Regions from separate parts of the Homo sapiens genome. Here region 2 is linked to region 1. Evidence: chromatin loops called from intact Hi-C (ENCODE). Cell type or tissue: gastrocnemius medialis. All regions are shown on one strand. Each heading gives the region's core, and the rest is flanking DNA. Links, peaks and the distances in the headings are about the cores only.

Region 1 (2,921 bases), core at 223-2,722:
TCAGAGGATCCAAGTCCTTAGTGCTCTCATCTTCATTGGGTTGCTTCAGTTTCCCACTGTCCAGTAATATTAGAGATGTGAATACTAAGAGACACCCTAGTGAATACCTGGGATTCCAGACATAGTCTTCCTTGTTTCCTTTGCGGAGCAATAACCAATTTCCCCATGGTAGTTAGAATCAATCACCCCAACCAGTACAATGACCCCCTTCTCTAACTGTTGATTTAGTGATCTGAAGACTCCAAAATAGCCAGATGGCAGTTTCAGCTTCCCGTTAAATAGAATTGTGACCATGTCATCTGGGGAAAGTATCAATCCCTTGGGCACTAGGGCCTCCAAACTCACCAAGTCCAATCCTATAGGGACAATATAATAGAGACAAAGTTGTAGAGAAAAAAACTTTCAAGAGAGTTATTAGGAATAATAGAAGAGCCACTCCTACCTCTGCCTCTTGGTTCACAGGCCCATGCATTCTGAATATTGAGTAGATGACAACATATAATGGTGACTGGGTTGAGTCCTATACTACATCCTTACAGGGGTTTTCTCTCAGCCAGCACCACGATTGATCCTTCTGCATACTTTCCTCTATCCTATCAAACTAGCTGTTCCTGAGTGATGGGTAAGATCAGTTAATTCCATGGGCATGACTCTGCTGCCACACTTCTCTCATAATAAAATTACTTTCTTGCTCAAAGATATTTGTGATACATGGTGATAAAACAAGGCATTCCATAAGCCCATGAATTGTGGCACTAATAGAAGCTTTCCAAGCAGGGAAGGTAAACCTCTACCTAGAATATGTATCTATTCCCATGATGACAGGTCACTCTTCCCTCTATAATGAAAGGAATCTAGTGAAATTAAACTGCCACCAGATGGTTGACTTATCTGTCAAGGGAACAGTATCATACTGGGATCTCTGCAATGGCCTCTGCTATAAGCAGATTAATCACTCCATAGTGGCAGTAACTGAATTATCCTTGGCAAGTAGAAGTCTACATTGTTGAATCTAATGTTAGCTTACATTCCTATTGTCACGTAGGCACACTGAGCAAGCACTAGAGTGACTGTGTAAAGAGGCTGATTGACACCTGGAGAACAGATCTTCTTGTATAACTATCGAGATGGATGCCCTCTGCTGGGCAGTATTGTAGTTCACAGTTATTTTCACATTCTGGGCAATTTTAAGAATCCATCCATAATACTTCTCCCACTGACTTCCTTATCTCAAATCTTCTTCCTTCCAAGTAATTGACCAACCTATTAGCTACTGTGCATGAATCAGTACAGATCCATACCTCAGATCAGCTCTTCTTCCTAAAAAAGAGGACAACCAGATGTATTGTTCAAAGTTATATCCACTGGGAGAATTTCTCCTCCTATCTTTCAGGGCCACCCCATTATGGTGTGGGCACAGAATTCTGTGGCTCTCTGCTTCAAGTTGGTGCTAGCATATTATGCAGACCATTAATAAACCAAGCCTAAACTTTTTCTTCCCCTGCTAAATGGCTATGAGCCTATAGATAATGGGTTGAAAAAAAAACAGGTGGCAAAGAAGTAAGGGCAGGTCCAATGGACATTTGTTCCATATGATTTACTTGTGTCTTCCAGATCATCTCAGGCCACCTCAGTGTATACTCTTCCATTTGACAACGGAATTCTGCTGCCCATGTTCAACTTACGATCCAGTAAATTAGGTAACATCCAATTTCTTTTATTTTCTTTTATTTTTTTAATTTTACTTTAAGTTCTGGGATACCTGTACAGAATGTGCAGGTTTGTTACACAGGTATACATATGCCATGGTAGTTTGCTGCACCTATCAACCTGTCATTTAGGTTTTAAGTCCCGTATGCATTAGGTATTTGTCCTAGTGCTCTCTCTCCCCTTGCCCCCAACCCCCTCCCCCCGACACCACAGGCCCCCGGTGTGTGATGTTCCCCTCCCTGTGTCCACGTGTTCTCATTGTTCAACTCTCACTTATGAGTGAGAACATGCAGGGTAACTCCCAATTTCTAAAGAGCAGTTAATGTCACATAGTTACTTAGTATCCTGTGGTCAGGAGTCTAGCCTCTACTAAGACCTAGAAGTAAATCAAGAGTTGCCTTTCAAACAGACAATAGCTGTCAGCAGATAACAGCATATTCTTTTTTTTTTTTTTTTTTTTTTTTTTTTTTTTTTTTTTTTTTGAGACGGAATCTCGCTCTGTCGCCCAGGCTGGAGTGCAGTGGCGCGATCTCGGCTCACTACAAGCTCTGCCTCCTGGGTTCATGCCATTCTCCTGCCTCAGCTTCCCAAGTAGCTGGGACTACAGGCACTCGCCACCGCACCCAGCTAATTTTTTGTATTTTTAGAGAGATGGGGTTTCACCGTGATCTCAATCTCCTGACCTCGTGATCCTCCTGCCTCGGCCTCCCTAAATGCTGGGATTACAGGCGTGAGCCACCGCGCCTGGCCAACAGCATATTCTTATACCAAAATCCTAGGGGTCTGCATTGGGATTCTCCTACTGGGGTTGCAAGAGACTCCATACAGTTTCCTGTTTACCATTGGGTCTGCTGAATCCTAAAGCCTAAGTGTCAGGGCAGCTTGCATCATAGCCTTCTCTGTAGTACATTATGTAGTTCCAAGTGATATGAACAAGGTGGCAGTCATACAGGTTACATGGGTCAAAGAGTAGCAAATGCAGTACATTGTCTCAAAATACAAACAGGCCAAACAAACACTGTGCATCTTTAAGGTGGATGATACAAGGTAGAGCACTACTTCCTTGTTAGAAATGTCACTAATGTGTCAGGTTCCTGAACTGGGTTTATCTCTCGTTCTCTGGTATTAGTGGTATTTTTTAAAGTATGTAGGGTGGTTGCTACTTCCTGCTCACAAGGTGCAATTTGCATAATGTTATCAAGATAAAAGAC
Region 2 (2,921 bases), core at 165-2,664, 200 kb before region 1:
GCAAATAAATTAAGAACAATGTTATAGATGTCATTTTGGGGCAGATGTCAAGATTTTGTCCTACAATAAAAGTAGACACATTCAGTTATCTCTTGGTGAAACTTTTTATAAAAAAACTAGTTGTTTTGGGCTGGGTGTGGTGGCTCATGCCTGTAATCCCAGCGCTTTGGGAGGCCGAGGCAGGCAGACCACTTGAAGCCAGGAGTTCAAGACCAGCCTGGCCAACATGGCGAAACCCTGTCTCTACTACAAATACAAAAATGGCCAGGCATGGTGGCTCACGCTTGTAATCCCAGCACTTTGGGAGGCCTAGGCGGGCGGATCACGAGGTCAGGACTTCAAGACCAGCCTGCCCAACATGTTGAAACCCCATCTCTACTAAAAATAAAAAAAATTAGCTGGGCATGGTGGCGAGTGCCTGTAATCCCAGCTACTCGGGAGGCTAAGGCAGGAGAATCGCTTGAACCCGGGAGGGCTAGGTTGCAGTGAGCCAAGATCGTGCCACTGCACTCCAGCCTGGGCGACAGAGCTAGACTTTGTCTCAAAAAAAAAAAAAAGCCAGCTGTGGTAGTACATGCGCCCATAATCCCAGCTACTTGGAAGGCTGAGGCATAAGAATTGCTTGAGCCCGGGAGGTGGAGGTTGCAGTGAGCTGAGATCGTGCCACTGCACTTCAGCCTGGGTGACAGAGTGAGAGTCTGTCTCAAAAAAAAAAAAGTTTCCATTTTTAAAATTACTTCTGGGTTGACTTTTTCTGAAAATGAGATTGTACCTTTTTTTTTTTCATGTTTGGTTTAAAAGGTAAGAGGCTTATCTATTTGTGTTATCTTTTTAATTTTTTAAATCATTTTCAAGATCCAAAAAATCACTTTGGTAGCTGAAAGCACATTTCTGAATTCAGACGTTAATTACATGGACAATATGTGCTTTGGATTCTAAAAAAAGGATATGATTGCATATGTGAAAATGAAAGTAGAGTTTAGCCTATGAAAGCTTTTGAGTTGGCAGTGCATTTCAGCCTTCTCTTTATGTCCTCTGTGAATCAAATGAATATCTTCTGGGCTTAAAGATAACTTCGTAAGAATGAAGCAACTTTTAAGCCACCAGTCTCAATGCATTTGGGTCCTTTATGGAACTGGGCCTTGCCCTACAGTCATATTCATTATTGGACATGGCATGGCTGTTTTGTCAAAGACCATTTTAAACAGAGACTCTCCAAATCTTTTTGTTTAAATCAAACTTCAAGAATATTGTTTTATTCATATTTATATGTACATACACATACTTTCATTAGAAGACTGAGGGGACAATTGAAAGGTACTTATTAGGAGTCGTTGTCATTGGGTAAACATGACACCTGTCTCAAAACAGCAATTACCCAATAGCTTGTTTTTAAGGCTTACACTCTGCAATTCTCTTAAGAGCTGGGCCCCAGAGATAGCTACTCATCCATCAGGGCTCCATAACCAGCAGAAAAGGCTGTCCTGGGACAAGTTGGATCATCTGATGAATGAGGAACAGCAGCTGCTTTGGCAAGAGAATGAGAGGCTCCAGACCATGGTACAGAACACCAAAGCCGAACTCACGCACTCCCGGGAGAAGGTAATTGGAGAAGCTGCACATCATGGCATATGTTTGAAAATGACTAGTTTGATAGGAAAATGAATGTTGGATATGATTGGAATGGTTCTAAGGTATGGATTTGAGTATCCTGCTATAGCAGACTTATTTTAAGAATGTATCATTTATCATTTACTCACATATAATTTTATCCTGATGTTTATAAAATATTTTTATAAGCAGTTTTATATTAAAATATATTTGTGACTTTAATCTTCATATCCAAAATATAGACTCATGGAAATTATGTGAACCATATAGTCTTCAAATTGGCTGGCCACCAAGACTAGTAGTACAAAAATGGTAAAACTAGACTCAGATCTTGCAGGTCTAAATAACTCCTCACGAGAGAAAAAGGTGCCTCCTTTAAAAGACAGCATTTCAAGGTTTAAGGTCTTTTCCAACCACCAACTTGGTGCTTGAATTCCTTACCTCTGCTGCATAGTCTCCCAATGATATTTAACCTATGCTTAACACCCCTTTTGAGGAGGAACTCTGAAGAGTCGCAGATATTTAGTTAGAACACCTACTCCATGCCAGAAACTGCTATCACGGATGCTGCAGTGGTGAGCAAGACAGACATGGTTCATGTCTTCGTAGAACTGTTTTAGATGTGAATAGTCCAATAAGAGCAGATGGGAACTGTCAGCCCATTCTCTCCTAAAAGTAGTGTTCATGTCAGAAAAAAAGGGCCTGGGACCACTGTGCCTGTTTTCCTGGCAGCCACATCACATACACTGTTGACTCCTGGAGAGTTAGTAGACCCAGAAGTCCCCTCTTCCCAGTCTTGTTCCTACAGTCCTGGGTTTGCAGACCCAACCAGACTCACCTAGAAAGGGTCTTTTGAAATCCAGAAAAGCTAGCTTCAAGTATTTACAGGCTTGATTGAAAAAGGATGTTAAACAGGACCCAAGTACTGAATTAAAACTTTCCCTATGTTTGTTGTTTTTGCTGGCTGGGTGATTGTATTAGCATTTTTTCCTCTTACATTTGTTCCTGTTAGGTCCGTCAGTTGGAATCCAATCTTCTTCCCAAGCACCAAAAACATCTAAACCCATCAGGTACCATGAATCCCACAGAGCAAGAAAAATTGAGCTTAAAGAGAGAGTGTGATCAGTTTCAGAAAGAACAATCTCCTGCTAACAGGAAGGTGAGTTTTTGAGAATATATGGCGTACATCTGTGTTCTCACTATAATGCGTTCTTAAGTGTGTTTCTTCTCAGGTGTACTTCTAAGGAAATGATTACGATGGCATATTTTGGCATGTATCTCTTTATGCTGTTATCTTGTCAAAATAGCAT

The links. Hi-C counts contacts between places; a loop is a spot of excess contacts. Peaks named below come from ENCODE experiments on the same cell type or tissue, not always from the same donor. Only the 100,000 strongest peaks of a DNase experiment are listed, where the experiment ranks them.
Region 2: a loop joins it to region 1, with 13 times the contacts of the local background. A loop is called at or near these places in 2 of 110 quality-filtered maps.

The regions. Positions count from the first base shown.
Region 1 is chr14:50,541,278-50,544,198 of GRCh38, reverse strand. It overlaps a transcript of MAP4K5 not described here and a transcript of ATL1 not described here. Among named protein-coding and RNA genes, the nearest start is that of MAP4K5, 10 kb to the right of the region's middle. In gastrocnemius medialis, for the core only: CTCF peaks have their summits at 953 and 1,160 (motif pointing left); no DNase peak of the experiment used is centred there; H3K27ac peaks cover 811 bases.
Region 2 is chr14:50,737,989-50,740,909 of GRCh38, reverse strand. It overlaps NIN (ninein), which reads left to right. Exons shown (of 31, transcript NM_020921.4): 26 at 1,423-1,602; 27 at 2,624-2,770. Among named protein-coding and RNA genes, the nearest start is that of SAV1, 71 kb to the right of the region's middle. In gastrocnemius medialis, for the core only: no CTCF peak of the experiment used is centred there; a DNase peak (open chromatin) is centred at 1,539; H3K4me3 peaks cover 1,058 bases; H3K27ac peaks cover 2,500 bases.